Linked DNA regions of Homo sapiens: region 2 is linked to region 1. The links are chromatin loops, found by intact Hi-C in ENCODE. Cell type or tissue: PC-3. All regions are shown on one strand. Each heading gives the region's core, and the rest is flanking DNA. Links, peaks and the distances in the headings are about the cores only. Region 1 has its middle 300 kb from the start of LINC02899. Region 2 has its middle 290 kb from the start of CDH10.

Region 1 (8,348 bases), core at 278-8,277:
AGGTACACTCTTAAACTAAATTTAGCCTGGTCTACTTTCACATTAACGCACTATACTAAAAGTGCTTTATTTCCCATATAAAACTACAAGCTTTTTATCACTGAGTTTCAATGGCTACAATTCTCTTATTTTTTAGAAAATATAATAGCATTAGTATTTTATCAGTATTTCGTATGGATAAATGGTACATTCTACTTATTGTATGCTTTGTAGATAAAATTTATAGTACCATAAAATAAAGTGTTATAAGCAGTCTTTGGCTACATTTAAAATGTTAAGAAGTGTTTTTGATTTTTCATCTGCATTTTCAAATAAACCCCACCATGATAGATTAAATTTCTCTTTGAATTGATGAGACATTTTGATATCCACAGGGACTCCACGCATTATTGACTTTTTAATACTAGTTGTGCATTATGCTGTGCACCTAAGGCATTTTGAAATGAGAAATTAAAAGTAGTCAATAAGTAATCTCTATAACATTTAATATAATCTTTAAGTGAAAAATATGGTGCTACCCGTTATTCTTTAAAAATAACTTGATGAACAGTACCTAAACCTCATTCATCTGTTTGTCAAATAGTCACTGACATTCTACATAACATTCTGTTCATGGACAGCCCTGTCTTCCTGCTCCATGGATTAAGACAGGTAAAACGAATGAAGTAAGCACTGCGGTGAATGCCAAATAATGTGTTAAGGTTAAAAAATAGAAATGATAAGAGAGATAAACTGTGCAAGGTAGACTGTTAGTTTTTATAAAGTGATCAAGGAAGATCTTTCAAATATAGTGTTATGTGACCAGGAACCTGGAAGAACTGATCTATTGAACCATCTCGTATTTGGAGTCAGGAAGAGCAAGAAGATTGAGGATATTCAAGAACAATAGCAGGAAATGCAGTTAGAGAGGTGGAGGGAGGAAAACTCAGTCATGCAGTGTCTTCAAAACTATATTAAAGACTTGATTTTGATTTTGGAGAGTTACAAAAAGCTACTGGATGGTTCTGAAAGCTAAATGTTATGATTTATCTTATATTTTGAAAAGATAACTAGCAGCTGAGAGATAGGGGTAGAATAACAAGTTCAGAAGCAGGGAGACCCGATAGGTAATCAGGACAGAGAAGGCTAACAGGGTGTGGTTTTGACAGGAATCATTTGTATGGGACTGATATTAGTATATTACTTCATGTTATTGTACTGACGGTGCATAACACATTGGACATTTTATTTTCTGTAACTTGTGATTTTAAAATATCAGTATACTGATTCCTGGGCCAATGATTATTTAATCACAATAAAAAATACTGCAACATTTATTATCCACCCACGTTGATGTGCTTCATAAACCTTCTTCTCTGTGTGCATATATTAGTAGTTTAATAATTCAGAATACTAGGTATGATATGCAATCAAAAATAATTTGAAATAGTACTTTCCATGAAAACAGAATATCAGCTTTATTATGATAGACTGCTTGGTACAGAGTGAAATCACATTGCCACTGGATTTGATGTTATGAATTTTTTTCATTATAATTTAAATCGGTGCATCCAAATAATTAGAATGGCCATTGGAGTAATTGATAAATGAGTGAAATTCTCCATCATCACCAAATTTCCTCATTATGCTTAAGTACTTTAGGGATCTCTGAGCAGTGTACATTCCTTTGTACTCATAACTTAATTGCCTTCTTTAAAGGTTGACTTCAGTTTCAAAAAGTACTAGTAGTAAATGAAAGAAATATAAGATTAGTCTCATCCTTCTGGTATGTGAGATATTCCTTGAAAATATATGTTTACAAGTTGCTTTGAAATATTTGAGTTAACAGAACATCATTAACAATAACCGCATAGGGGTATAAATGTTACCTCTATGGCCTGAGACAATTAAGCTACCTCTTAAGCTTTAACCTTTCTAATGGGAAGTGACTCATAACTAGAAAAAAATATTGCAACTGCAAGAAAGTACTCTATAAAAGAAATTTAAAATTAATGGGATCTACATGCTAGTTTTACTTTTTCTTACACATTATTGGTAAGGATAAATTTAAGATTCTGATAGGCTAATACTCTTACTGATCATAATAATTATACCAATTATTATGTTTATTAAGAATTTATTACTAGATATGATTATAAGTAATACACACATCTACATGCGCCTGTGCACACATTCATAAAATCCTGTTAAATTCTCATAATAAGAATTGAATTAGGCCCTATATTATATTTATTTTAAGATGAGGAAAATAGTTCAGTCCTGTGATCTGACAGAGACCATAAATTCAATAAGTGGCAGCTCTGGACCTCGGTCCACCTCATCTAACTCAAAAATGCTGTTTCTGAGTATAGTTTAAAATGTATTAGATAAAAATTAGAAAGATATTTATGAACATTTTTTTCTTTTTCTAACAGCAAGCACTTAGTTGATGACCTAACTGAAGATATAAACTATTAACTTTTTTAAAAGTAATAAAACGTTACCCTTTTACAAGCTGTAGTGAAAGATCTTATTCATAATGACTTATCTATGCGGGACATAGAGATAAGGGTAAGAAGGGAAAGTAGTGTTTTCTCAAAACCGTCTCTATTAAGATTTTTCTCTGAATAAGCTGTTATATTTCCTAGAATTACTTGATGCAAGTGAAAGTAATTAGTAAAATGGATTAACATGTGCACAGTGATATATAACTACTGGGTTTATTTTGTTGCCAATAATTTTTGCTTTACAAAGTCACCTGACTTCAAGACATACTAGATCATTTACTTACAAACTTTTATATCCAAAGCTCTATGGAGCAGCATATAAGAAGCCCAATTGCTTAGATATAGAGATAGTACATAAAAAAGAGTGAGTGAAATATAAAACGATGTGTACTGCCTTATGAAGATTTGGATTATGATCATAGATTTTTTTCCATATTTTGTTTTTTTCCATATTTTTTCCATATTTTGGTTATCAAAGAAATTTTTTTTTGTCCAGATACCTAAGCAAGAGGACCATTATCCTACTTTTGGACCACTGGGAAAATTTCAGATTTCAAACTCTCAATAACAACAGTCATTGGAACTTGGCACATTTGACATATCTGATTGATACTTTAACTAGATAAGAAGTTTAATTATAAGAAAGGCAACTATCTACAGTCTCACACTAAACATTTGGATCAGTCAATGTGTCTGAAATATCTCTTTTTATTTGAACATCAAGTTATCAAACATTTTTAAATGTAATTTCAGAAAACGAATCAAATTTTACACTGACTTTATTAATGCAGCTGTGTTTTCTTAATATGATGACTAAAACATTCTTTGGATTTTTGGGGAGGAGGGGAATCTGTTTCAGTTGATTTTGGTTTTCTCAGAGAATTCCTACTAGTTGTAAGTGGAACAATTTGAGCATTAAAATAAAATAATGCATTACAAATAAAAAATCTTTAATTAAAAAACAGATGCAAAAAGTCTTTAAAGATTGCTGGAAGACCATTTTCTGAAATGGGTAAGTATAAGTAAAGAGAAGGAGTTTATTGTGTACATGCCTCTCTTCAACTGACTGTACTTAATGCTATGACAACATTGATGAAGCATAGTTGTTTTATATTTAAAAGAAGAATGGTTAATGATAGATTCAAGAAAATTGATTAGAAAGTCATTATTTTATAATCCTTCATTAAAACACATGGAAATAGGCAGTGGTCATCAGCAGTTATCAAATAATCTGGTGAAATGATGAACTGAACATTTTAAAAATGGATCAATCCACCCCCATGATCCAATCATCTCCCACCAGGTACCTCCCTCAACGCTGGGAACTAAAATTCAACATGAGACTTAGGTGGGTGCACAGAGCCAAACCATATCATTCCACCTCTGGGCCCTCCCAAATCTCATGTCCTTCTCACATTTGAAAACATAATCATGCCTTCCCAACAGTCCCCCAAGTCATTACAGCATTAACCCAAAAATCCAAGTTCAAAGTCTCATCTGAGACAAGGCAAGTCCCTTCCACCTATGAGCCTGTAAAATCAAAAGCAAGTTAGTGACTTTCTAGATACAATGGAGGTACAGGCATTGGGTAAATGCACTTGTTCCAAGTGGGAGAAATTGGCCAAATCAAAGGGGCAACAGGCCCCATGCAAGTTCAAAATCCGATAGGGCCGTCATTAAACCTTAAAGTTGCAAAATGATCTCCTTTGACTCTATGTCTCACATCCAGGTCAAGCTGATGCAAGAAGTGGGCTCCCATGGCCTTGGGCAGCTCTGCCCCTGTGGTTCTACAGGGTATATCCCCTGTGTCTGTGTTCAAGGCCTGGTGTTGAGTGCCTGCAGCTTTTCCAGGTACATGGTGCAGTCTGTCGGTGGAACTACCATTCTGGAGAAAGATGGCCCTCTTCTCACAGCTCCACTAGGCAGTGCCCCAGTGGGAACTCTGTATGGGGGTTTCAATCCCACAGTTCCCTTCTGTGCTGCCCTAGTAAAGTTTCTCCATGAGCATTCTGCCCCTGCAGCAGACTGCCTCAACATCTAGGCATTTGCATACATCCTCTGAAATCTAGGTGGAGGCTTCCAAGTGCCTACTTTTGCCTTCTGTGCAAGAGCAGGCTCAACACCACATACAAGTTACCAAGGCTTAGGGCTTGCACCTGCTGAAACAACAGCCTGAGCTGTGCTTTGGCCCCGGTAGCCACAGTTGGAGCTGGAGTGGCTGTGACACAGGGTGCCATGTCACGAGGTTGCACAGAGCAACAGGACCTTGGGTTAACCCCACAAAACCAGTTTTTTCCTCCTAGGCCTCCAGGACTGTGATGAGAGGGGCTGCCTTGAAGGTCTCTGGCATTCCCTAAAGACATTTTCCCCATTGTCTTGGCTTTTAACATTTGGCTTCTCTTTACTAAGCAAATTTCTGCAGCTAGCTTGAATTTCTACCCAGAAAATGGGCTTTTCTTTTCTCCCACGTGGTCAGGCTACAACTTTCCCAAACTTTTATGCTCTGATTCCCTTTTAAACATAAGTTGCAATTTCAGACCATCTCTTTGTGAACACATATGCTGTTAGGAGCAGTCAGGCTATCTCTTGAATGCTTTGCTGCTTAGAAATTTCTTCTGCCAGATACCCTAAGTCATCTATCTCAGATTCAAAGTTCCACATATGCCTAAGGCAGGGTTGCAATGCTGTCAGTCTCCTTGTGAAAGCATAGCAAGAGTGACCTTTGTTCCGGTTCCCAATAAGTTCCTTGTCTCCATCTGAGCTCACCTCAGCCTGGACTTCACTGCCCATGTCACTGTCAGCATTTTGGTCACAACAATTCAACAGGTCTCCAGGGAGTTCCAAACTTTTCCTCATCTTCCTGTCTTCTTCTGAGCCCTCCACACTGTTCCACCCTCTGACTATTACCTAGATCCAAAGTTAGTTCCACATTTTCAGGTATCTTTAAAGCAATACCCAGCTCTCGATACCAATTTTCTTACACTACTATGAAGAACTACCAGAGACTGGATAATTTATGAAGAAAAGAGGTTTAATTGACTCACAGTTGCACAGTCTGGTACACGAAGCATAGCCAGAAGCCTCAGGAAACTTACAATCATGGCAGAAGGCAAAGGGAAAGCAAACACCTTCTTCACATGTTGGCAGGAGACAGAAAGAGCAAGAGGGAAGTGCCACACACTTTTAAACCATCAGATCTTGCGAGAACTCACTCACTATCATGAGAACAGCATGGGGCAAATCTACCCCCATGATCCAATCACTTTCCACCAGGTCAGTGCCCCAACTTTGGGAATTACGATTCAACATGAGATTGGGGTAGAGGCACAGAGCCAAACCATATCATAGCATTAAACACAAATGGTCATGCAGTACCCATATTTGAATTTTGATCTCTGTAAGTCCATTACATGTAATTAATGGAATTCTGGCAAATTTTAATTTACTACTTGGATATTCTAAATTAATCAATTCAGAATATAATCTAAAGAGGGATACATAGTAACAAAAACTTCATCAGATATTTTAAATGTAAAACTAAATTAAATGTAAGGGTTTTTTTTTTTTGTAATTTGGAAATGACCTACACTTTTAACATTACACATAAGAATTAAATTTGTCGGCTGGACACAGTGGCTCATGCCTGTAATCTGACCACTTTGGGAGGCCAAAACAGGCAGATAACTTGAGGTCAGGAGTTTGAGACCAGCCTGACCAACATGGTGAAATCCCATCTGTACTAAAAATAAAAAAATTAGCCACGTGTGGTGGTGTATGCCTGTAATCCCAGCTACTCTGGAGGCTGAGGCAGGAGAATCGCTTGAACCTGGGAGGTGGAGGCTGAAGTGAGCCGAGATTGTGCCACTGCACTCCAGCCTGGGTGTGAGCGAGACTTTGTCTCAAAAAAAAAAAAAAGAAAAAAAAAGAAAGCATTAAAATGGTTAATGTAACAGCTACAATTGGGTTGTATAACATGGGAGTGGAGAGATATTATACTTCTTTAATTTAGGTTCTTAGCGTAAAATCTATATTTTAATACTATTTGTACAGCTAAATAATTCAATGTCAAAGTAAAAGACTATTTTTGAAGTTGTCTATGAGCTTATTGTTTCCTGTAAAGGTTCCCGTACCATGAGAGGGAGATATCCAGGTTTTGATGCAGTACTTTTGTGCTCCTTTTTGTTTTTCCACCTCCTTATCCTGGCAGGATTCTTATATAACATTTGCTATCATCTATACAGAAAAGCTACGTGATGGTCCACACATCTCCAGGATGAGGTTCCTCACACGGCAAGCTTAGTAGTCATATCAGGGCAATTATCTTAACAATTGCTGAATGACACTAATGAACCAGGCTCATCAGGTGCAGAGCAAGATTTGAAACTTATAATATTGAAAACAAACAGGAAGTAAAATCTTTAGAAGTAGGCAGTCTATGTGCATTTTCTAAACTTTAGTAGTATTCTTCTTTTTCTTTTCTTTTCTTTTTTTTTTTCTTGAGACTGAGTCTCGCTCTGTCGCCCAGGCTGGAGTGCAATGGCATGATCTCAGATCACTGCAAGCTCCACCTCCCGGGTTCAGGCCATTCTCCTGCCTCAGCCTCCTGAGTATCTGGGAGTACAGGCGCCCGCCATCACGCCAGGCTAATTTTTTTTATTTTTAGTAGAGACGGGGTTTCACCGTGTTAGCCAGGATGGTCTCGATCTCCTGACCTCAAGATCCCCCCGCCTCGGCCTCCCAAAGTGCTGGGATTGCAGGCGTGAGCCACCGCGCCCGGCCTGTATTTTTCTCAAGGCATCAATGATGGTATATTACCTCTTTTTTGTAAATACCTGCCTGTGCCTAATGAACAATGAACAGCTAGAATTAGCACTTCTTTTTATTCGTTTTTTTTTTTCTCTGCTTGCAGTGCAGTGTCTGGTCTATAATTATGCTCAATAAACCCTTTGTTAATTAAACTGAAATGTTGATAAACGAATAAACTCACAGGTGTTTCTTCTGTCTAAATAGAAATATTAATTTTTGAATGATTCTTAAAACAATTTGCCCTATTATTTTACTTGCAAGAGCTCAAACATTTATGGAAATGTTCTTTACTTCATAACAAATAATGCAAAAAATTATTTCATAGTTAATTATATAATAAGTAATTTAACATAAGAATTAACTTATTTGAGTTATAGAAAAAAACAGATTACTTGTTTGTCTAAATATTCTCACAATTTCTGTGGAGTTGGAACAAAATTAGAAATACACACAGACTTTATATTTATCTTGAAAATTTATATTTAATTATTATGTAAATGAAATAAAAAAGCTGGAACACATTGGGAGTATATGCAACACACTGTCTTACTCTGTTTTGTGTTACTGTAACCAAATATCAAAGACTGGTTAATTTATAAAGAACAGAAATGTATTGCCTCAGAATTCTGGAGGCAGAGAAGTCCAAGACTAAGGTACCAGCATTTGGTCTGCTAAAGGCATTCTGGCCTTGTCTCCACAGGGCAGAAGGTAAAAGAGCAAGCTAGCCAAATGCTGGATAAAGCCTCTTTTATAAAGACCTTAATCCCATTCATGATCAAGAAGTTCTCACAGCCTTCTCACCTCTTAATGAACCCACTTCTTAATACCTTCACATTGGGAACACCTGAATTTTGGAGAGTCCATGTTCAAACCATAGCCAATACCGTGTAGACACAATAGTTTACTCCACAAAGTATATAATGAGCAATATAATTATTTGAAAAGATGTTTTTGTAGATGTTAAAAATCATCATGACTTTTTGGCATTAAAACAAATTACTTATTTTTAGGTCAGGCTATCTGGTGTTATTAGGACAGTCATTTATTTTAAAGACA
Region 2 (8,348 bases), core at 29-8,028, 100 kb after region 1:
TTTGCTCTTGCTCTTCCTCTTTATATAACTTTTAGAATCAGATTGGCATTACATTGAATCATTATTCAATTCATGAAGATGTTCCATTTTGTTCTAGGTACTCTTTTCTGTTGATATTATAAATGATATTCTAAATTATGTTTTCTAATTATTTTATGCACTATATACATATGTGATTTCTTTTCTTTTCTTTTCTTTTTTTTTTTTTTTTCTTGAGACGGAGTCTCGCTCTTTCGCCCAGGCTGGACTGCAGTGGTGCTATCTCGGCTAACTTCAACCTCTGCCTCCTGGGTTCACACCATTCTCCTGCCTCAGCCTCCCGAGTAGCTGGGACTACAGGCGCCCGCCACCTCGCCCGGCTAATTTTTTGTATTTTTAGTAGAGACAGGGTTTCACCGTGTTAGCCAGGATGGTCTCGATCCACTGGCCTCGTGATCCATCCGCCTCGGCCTCCCAAAGTGCTGGGATTACAGGCGTGAGCCACTGCGCCCGGCCACATATGTGATTTATTTTCAATATTTACTTATACTAGCAACCTTGATACACATACATTAAATTTTTCTATTTTAGTAATACAGCTGATTTCTAAAATTACCAATGACAGAGTTGTTATTTCTTAAATTTAAATAAAGATAATTGAATATTCAGATACGAAATTTGAATTCAAAAAGGTTAAATAATGCAGTCATCATCACATGCCTATTAGTGTTTTAGCTGGGGCCAGATCTGAATCTTCAGATACCCAGGTAAGTGCCCCTTCAACTGCAAGAGGCCTAGGTGGAAAGTATCAGCTCATCACAAATTCCCAATATTCTTGTATTTTTCAGATGGTACAGTGCTCTTTATATTCCCTAGTGTTCACATTTCAACTAAAAGAGAAATAAGCCAACTTAAAACAGAAACTTGACATTAGCAAAGAGGGAAGCTAGACTGAGAAATGGTTGATCTAGAGGGAAAAAAGAGAATATGTTCATAATCGGTCAGTATTAGGTAATGTGATAGAGATTATTATTTTTAATGCTTTACTTTTGAAATCAATTAGATTAACAGAAGAGTTACAAAGACTGTGGAGGATTTCTGTACATCCCTCACCCTGCTTCTCCTAATTTTAACATGTTAACTATTGCACACCTGTGCAAGTTAATTAATTTTGGCACTATAGGATTAACTCAACTACAGACATTATTCATATTTCACCAGTTTTACAGCTTTTTCTGTTCCAGCATTACATAGTCCGGTATACCAGGTTGCATTTACTTGTCATGCCTCCTTAGTTGTCTCAGATCTGTAATATTTCTCAGCCTTTTCTTATTTTTCAGGATCTTGAAGGAAACTAATTATTCCCCTCCTCTCCTCCCCCAGATGCTGAAGACTGTTAGGTTGAAGACACTGAACACGCAGGGAAGCAATCTGCCGCAGCTTCTATTTGCCTATTAACCAGCTCAGTGGAGAGTCAGGGTGACAGCCTTTTACACCCTTCCCTGTTGGTACCCTGGTTCTTACCCGGTGTCCAGGAAGAATCAGGTCACATGGACCTGAAGGATGGTGAATGCAGAGGCTTTACTGAGTGATGGAGGTGGCTCTCAGCAGGATGGGGAACTGGAAAAGGGATGGTTAACCCTTTAACCAACATTAACCCTTTCTGACTGGAGCAGCACTTCCACATTAGCCCAGATAAGGCATCAGCAGGCACCAGAGGAATCTGGGAAAAAAATCCCTATCTTCCCACATTTTCCCATCTTATAAAAGATGGGAAGTGCTCTCTCCTTTGTCTTCTCACTATATATGATCTATGGTTCTTTGTTTAAACACTATTTAAGCAAGGCCCCTAGAGCACTTCCTTCAGAGAGAAATAGTTTTAAACTAAGTCTTCCCCACACGATGGGTACCGCACACACTAATAAACATCTGCTTGTTTTTCTTTTGTTAATTTGACTTTTGTGTTCTGGAGATTGTCTCAACTAAAAACCTAAAAGGGAAAGTAATGAAATTGTCTTTTCTACACTACAATCTTGAAACTTTTGAAGTTATGGTCAGGTAATTTTTACAATGTCTTTCTGTTTGGGTTTACCTGATGTTTTCTCACGACTAAATTGATGTTAGTGAGATGGGATAGTTCCCTGGACCACTTTGACGGACTTACAACAGGGATGTGGCTTGCTTACTTGGCTGCCACCATTCAAACCCCTTGTGGGAGGGAAAGCACACAGATGAGCGGGTGCCGGGGCTGGGGCAAGCGCTTTTGGGCTCCAGCCCCATGGTAACATCTGGGGGTGTGTTAAAATTAATGCTCTTTTAGTAGTTGCCATCAGCGGATGGCTAAGTGTTAGCCAGCTCAGTGGAGAGTCAGGGTGACAGCCTTTTACACCCTTTCCTGTTGGTACCTTGGTCCTTGTACAGTGTCCAAGAAGAATCAGGTCACATGGACTTGAAGGATGGTGAATGCGGAGGTTTTATTGAGTGATAAAGGTGGCTTCTCAGCAGGATTTGGAGCTGGAAACGGATGGTGTGGGAAGAAGGTGATGTTTCTCTGAAGCCCCGCTGCCTCTGGCTGGGCTCCTCTCCAAAGTCATGCTGTCTGACGTTAAGCCACGTCTATCCCTAGTCTCTGATGCTCACTTGCTTTTTCTCTTCTAGATGTTCAGCTGCTTGTCTCTCTGCCAGCTGAGGTCTGGGGTTTATATAGGCACAAGACGTCGGGGGTGGGGGGCGTGTTGTGAGCCAAAAAGCAACTTTTGGGTGGGAAAACAGGGATGTGAAGTTCTTATTTAGGGCCACCGGCCCAGCCTTGAAGATGGAGCCCTTGCCAGGCACCCGCCCTTTTCTACCCAGTATTCCCTGCCTCTTGTCTGTATCATTAGGAATGTTGAGACAATGTCAGAAAAGTGAAGTGCCCTACTCATAGCAGCCTATCAGGCGGAAGATTAAATTCACATACTTATCACTGGTGATATTAAGCTTGAGCACTTGGTTGTAGTAGTGTCTGCTAGATTTTTCTAATGCAAAATTATCTTTTTACCTTTTGCCCGTTCTGTTTTTAGAAGGGAGTTAGTCCAACTCACACCCAAGGGGAGGGCAATTAAGCCCACCTCCTGGAGGGAAGACCAGCAAAGAATTTGTGAACACATGTTAAAATCAGCAAAGTAATTAAGATATATTTTGGGAAGTTATTTTGACAGACTTTTTCCTTTGCAGTATACACCACAAAATATATTTGTCTACTGAACCACTTGTAACCCCCCCTTTTTAAGAGACAATTAGTGATTGTAAGAATTGAGAATGCTTTTGTTACTTCAAGTTTACAATGTTAGTACATAGACAAAAATAACAACGGTAACTAAAACAACCACAAATTTGAGGGCTCAGATTAGGACAAAAATTAAGAATGTGTGAAAAAATATTAAGTTCTATGTTTATGTAAGTACTTTCTAAATATGTTTTAAAAGAAAATACCAATATGAAAATGACAAATCTCCATGACTGTAAGGGCTGTAGATTTACTTATAGCATCTAACATAGGAGCTGATCCATGACAAATTTCAAAGCTGTTGAACGAAGAGAATGCGAAGAAAAAAATCTTCCACACAGAAATAATAAACTCAGCACATTAAGAATTTATTACCTTGAAGATTAAGTGAAGAAAACAGATAATCCAGCAAAATAAAACTCACGAAGGAACTCTAAGGCAAGATTATTGATATTAAAAAAATAGTTTATTTTTTCCACATAGAAGAAACTATGTGCTGCTTCTTGTCTGAATCAGGTTTTGCCAATAAAGGATAATAGCCATGAATAATTGATGCATATGTCAGTGTGTGGAGGAGAGTGGTAGGAGAACTGATTAAGAATCATTGAATGTGATTGGGAGCACGTATGCTGTGTCACCAAATGTGGTAAGAAAATAGTAGTCAATAAAAGAGGTGCAGCCCAGTACGGGATTTCACAGTTTCAATTTCCATATAGTTCAATATATTGTGTGTATAGTTTATATTACATGTAATATATATTTTAAATAAAAATAATATAAATGTGATTGCCTTTGAGAGCATAATCCTGAGTTTTTATAAGTCAGTAATGCTTTAACTATAATTAGCTTAGACGAATTATCCTTACGGATTTCTGTCTGTTCTTCTTGCTGTGGTCATCTACCATATAGTTATGGTAAAAAAAAAAAAAAATGATCCTTTGTTAGAGTTTGAAGTAGTTAAATTTTAAAACTGCAAATTATGTGACTTTAAGCCAACTACATACTCTCTAAACTCAAACAGTTAAAAAAAAATTTCTACTCTATTATCTAAAATGTAAAACAGTGGAATCTATCGTGTGATTGATTCTCAAAGCAGAGAGGAATGGGTCAGCGACTGAACTCCTAAACCTTGTCCACTGCTGAGAATCTGTGTCACAGTGGTGCGTGTACAAAGGCCTAAAGAGACACTGGTTGTACAAGTGGACAATGACCAATCTACACATGCCAACAGAGCCCTGACCCACAACCACTGTAGCAACCAGTCCAGAACCAAACCACAAACTCAGAAGCAGTGGCTCAGAAAGGTCAGGACTTGATCAAAAACTTTCTCCTCTTTCTCTCTGACTTGCAATTAGGACCAACCAGAGAAAGTCAAGCCCCAAGCCCTGCAACTCCCCACCACAGGCAGGAGCCCCACCGCCACTTGAGTAGTCACAAAATGATGTTCTCCTTTGAGTCTGCCCTCCTTCAACCTCCCCATGACACCCTTCTTTCAGAGCATGACTGAAGCCTTCCCTTTCTTTCACCCTAAAGCCTTCACACTCACCTGCCTGCCTCTGAATCTCTGAAAACAGCTTCTTCCAGCTCTCATTTGGGTGGACTTTATTTCAATAGGGAGTGATAAAAAAAGACAAAATCTAGAGATTAAAGGAAACATAATAAAATGTGGCAGTGATCACATTAAATTTAGATTTTAATTAGGAAGTTGTGTTCTATAGTGAGTTCATAAGAAGAAAACATAACAAAAATGTAAATGTGATAAATTATAACACACTGCTTTATCCCACACTCCCAATGTGGAGAGTGAGGATGTTAGTAGTAGTAATAGTAAAGTGTCCAATATCAAATGCCTGCATGCTTGAGATCATTTTACTTGGGAAACTTTGTAATATTACCTGGGTCCTCATCTCCATAAAATAGCAATGACCATTTGAGAAACACAGTAAAAGTTAATGTTCCATATTGTTCTCCCTATGCTAAAGTCCTCCCCTGGAGGCTAAAATAAATTTGCTAAACCACATGTTGTTTACCTAATTTTTGTGCCAAAGCATTTAATGAGACTCCTGTGGGTAATGATGCTTTGCCAAAATGTTGGTTCTTCAGTTCAATATCACCTTTCTTCTTGGCAATACATTTATTGTTAATATATGCTTTTAAAAATTCAGGATATAATTCGGCATACATACCAGAAAACACTCATATGGTCTTGTGGAATTTCATTGCTTTGCATGGATTTTAAGTAAAAATCTATTTAAGGAACACTATACTGAGTGGGGAGGAAAACCCAATAAACCATAGTAAACCTTGACCCATGTATTCATGTGAATGAAATAAATAATATGATACCTTTGTCTACATTCCATTTACTTAAATGTAAAAAGTAAAGGTCGTAAAATAATTTAATTGCCTATATAATTAGAATCTAGATAATGTGTAGATTTGAATGATCAAATATCACTTTTAATAAGAAAAGAGTTTAATAAAGTTTAAATCTCCTTTTTAATAATATGTTTCTCAATATCACAGTAGCAATCCAGACACCCTGAAAGTTTTGAAAACCAAAAGATTTTTTGTCGTTGTTGCTGTTGTTGCCATTGAAAGTTTTGTACAACTAACTTGGCAGTTAAAAGCAGCCCTGCATCTGCATGAGTCTTCTTATGGCAATTATTTAGCTCACATAGTATGACTATTCGTAATCATCTGCAATATGAGAACATTTTATTATAGAACGCTGCTCTGGTTTTAATGAACTTGAGATGTATATGCCACTTATTAATATGTTAAAATCCAAAAACAATCTGCATTACGAAACATTCGTGGCCCCCATGGTTTAGAGAAAGAGTTGTCCAGAAATTATTTGAATGTATTAGTGATATAACTGAATGAATAAATTAATTTTTTTAAGAAAATAATGTTGACAGCCAGGTGTAGTGGTGTCTGCCTGTGGTCCCAGCTACCCTGGAGGCTGAGGTGGGAGGATTGCTTGAACCCAGGAGGCAGAGGTTGCAGTGAGCCGTGATTCTGCCACTGCACTCCAGCCTGGGTGACAGATGAGACCCTGTCTCAAACAATACATTAAAAAAATAAAATAAGAAGAGAAGAGAAAAAAATGATGTCCAGGGACTTCCTCGGACCTCCAGGAAAGTAATTTTGTAAGGTTACCATTTCACGAAGAGGCATCAATAGGAAAGGAGAGGTACCTAAGTGTGACATTGTTGACTGTGTCAGACTGTCTGGTAAACTCTTAATAACTCTCAAATCCTCTTCATGTAGAAGGCAGATATAGTGAAAATGACTTTAGAAAATATATCTGTCTATATTCACAGAGATATTAGAAGAAAAATAATGAAGATTATCATGAGATTAGAAACAGGCTCATGCCGTTTTATCATTTAAAAGAGACAAAAAACAACATTTCAAAAGAAACTCCTCAAATGTTGTTTGCTTTTTTTACATTGTTTGTTGCTTTTTTTTTAATGCAGATATAATTGCATAAGCCCTTGTTTTTAATCTCATGGCAATCTTCTCTTTCTTTTAATATCCTTGTGAACTATATAGAGATACCCTTTCCAAAATCATTTCTACTACAGTTAGCTTCCTGGTATGAAGTTTCAGTTATGCAATATTAGTATTATACATACTAGAGATCTATACTACTAGACTATACTAGACTACACATACTAGACTATAAGCACTAGTGTATAACACTGTGCTTATAGCTAATACTGTACTATACACTTAAAATTTGTTAAGAGGGTAAATCCTGTGTTATCAATGATCTCAATTAAAAAATAACATACAAAACAACAAAATGACAACATTTGTACACTAAGGTTACTCTTTAACATACAAAGAGAGTCACTTAATGATAAGGTTTGGCTATTTCCCCACCCGAATCTCATTTTGAATTCCCAGGTATTGTGGGAGAGACCCAGTGGGAGGTCATTTAATCATGGAGGCAGGTCTTTCCCATGCTTTTTTTGTGACAGTGAATAAGTCTCATGAGATCTAATGGTTTTAAAAAGGGGAGTTTCCATACACAAACTCTCTTCTCTTGTCTGCCACCCTGTGAGACGTGCCTTTCACCTTCCACCATGATTTTGAAGCTTCCCCAACCATGTGGAACTGTAATTCCATTAAATCTCCTTCTATTGTAAATTGCCCAGTCTCAGGTATGTCTTTATCAGCAGTGTGAAAATGGAATAATACACTTAACAAGGCAATAAATTGTTTTTCAATATGAGGTGTAGTTGGCAACTTAAAATTGTATATAATTAAGGTGTAAAACTTGATGATTTGAAATACATGTACATTATGAAATATTCACTACAGTCAAACTAATTAACATATCCAACACCACATATACTTACTTTTTTTGTTCTTTTGTGTGTACGCATGCATAAGTGAATGTGAGTGTGACTGTGTGTGTGTGTAAAGTAAAGATCTACCCTCTTGGCAAGTTTTAAGTGTACAATACCATGTTGTTAACTATAGTCACATTGCTGTACATTAGATCTTCAGAATTTATCTTACATAACTGAAACTTTGTACCCATTGATAAACATCTCCCCATATTTTCATCCACTCATCCCCTGGTAGCCACTATTTGTATTCTGTTTCTGTGAGTTCAACTACATTAGAATCTATATATAAGTGAAACCACACAGTATTTGTCTTTTATGTCTAGTTTATCTTACTTAACATAATGTCACCCAAGATAATCCATGTTGTTGCAAATGGCAAAACTTCTCTTTTATTAAAGCTGAATGATACTCCATTGTGTGTGCATATCCTTTTTTTAATTCATTAATTTGTTGGTGAACATTTATATTGTTTCCATATCTTGGTTATTGTGAATAATGCTGCAGTAAATATAAGAGTACAGATATCTCTTGGAGCTCTTTAGTTTATTACTCTTCAATATACAATGAGAAGTGGGATTGCTGGATCTTAACATAGTTCTATTTTTAATTTTTTGTGGAACTTCCATGATGTTTTTCACAATGGTTATACCAATTTACATTCCCACCAAGAGTGTGCAAACTCCACTTCCCTTTTCTCTACATCCCCTCCAAAACTTGTTTTCTTTTCTCTTTTTGAT

The links. A loop is a pair of places that touch in the nucleus more often than their neighbours do. Peaks named below come from ENCODE experiments on the same cell type or tissue, not always from the same donor. Only the 100,000 strongest peaks of a DNase experiment are listed, where the experiment ranks them.
Region 2: it touches region 1 in a loop (3-fold over the local background); 1 of 110 quality-filtered maps calls a loop at or near these places.

The regions. Positions count from the first base shown.
Region 1 is chr5:24,244,164-24,252,511 of GRCh38, forward strand. No RefSeq gene overlaps it. Among named protein-coding and RNA genes, the nearest start is that of LINC02899, 300 kb to the left of the region's middle. In PC-3, for the core only: no CTCF peak of the experiment used is centred there; no DNase peak of the experiment used is centred there; H3K27ac peaks cover 624 bases.
Region 2 is chr5:24,348,618-24,356,965 of GRCh38, forward strand. No RefSeq gene overlaps it. Among named protein-coding and RNA genes, the nearest start is that of CDH10, 290 kb to the right of the region's middle. In PC-3, for the core only: no CTCF peak of the experiment used is centred there; no DNase peak of the experiment used is centred there.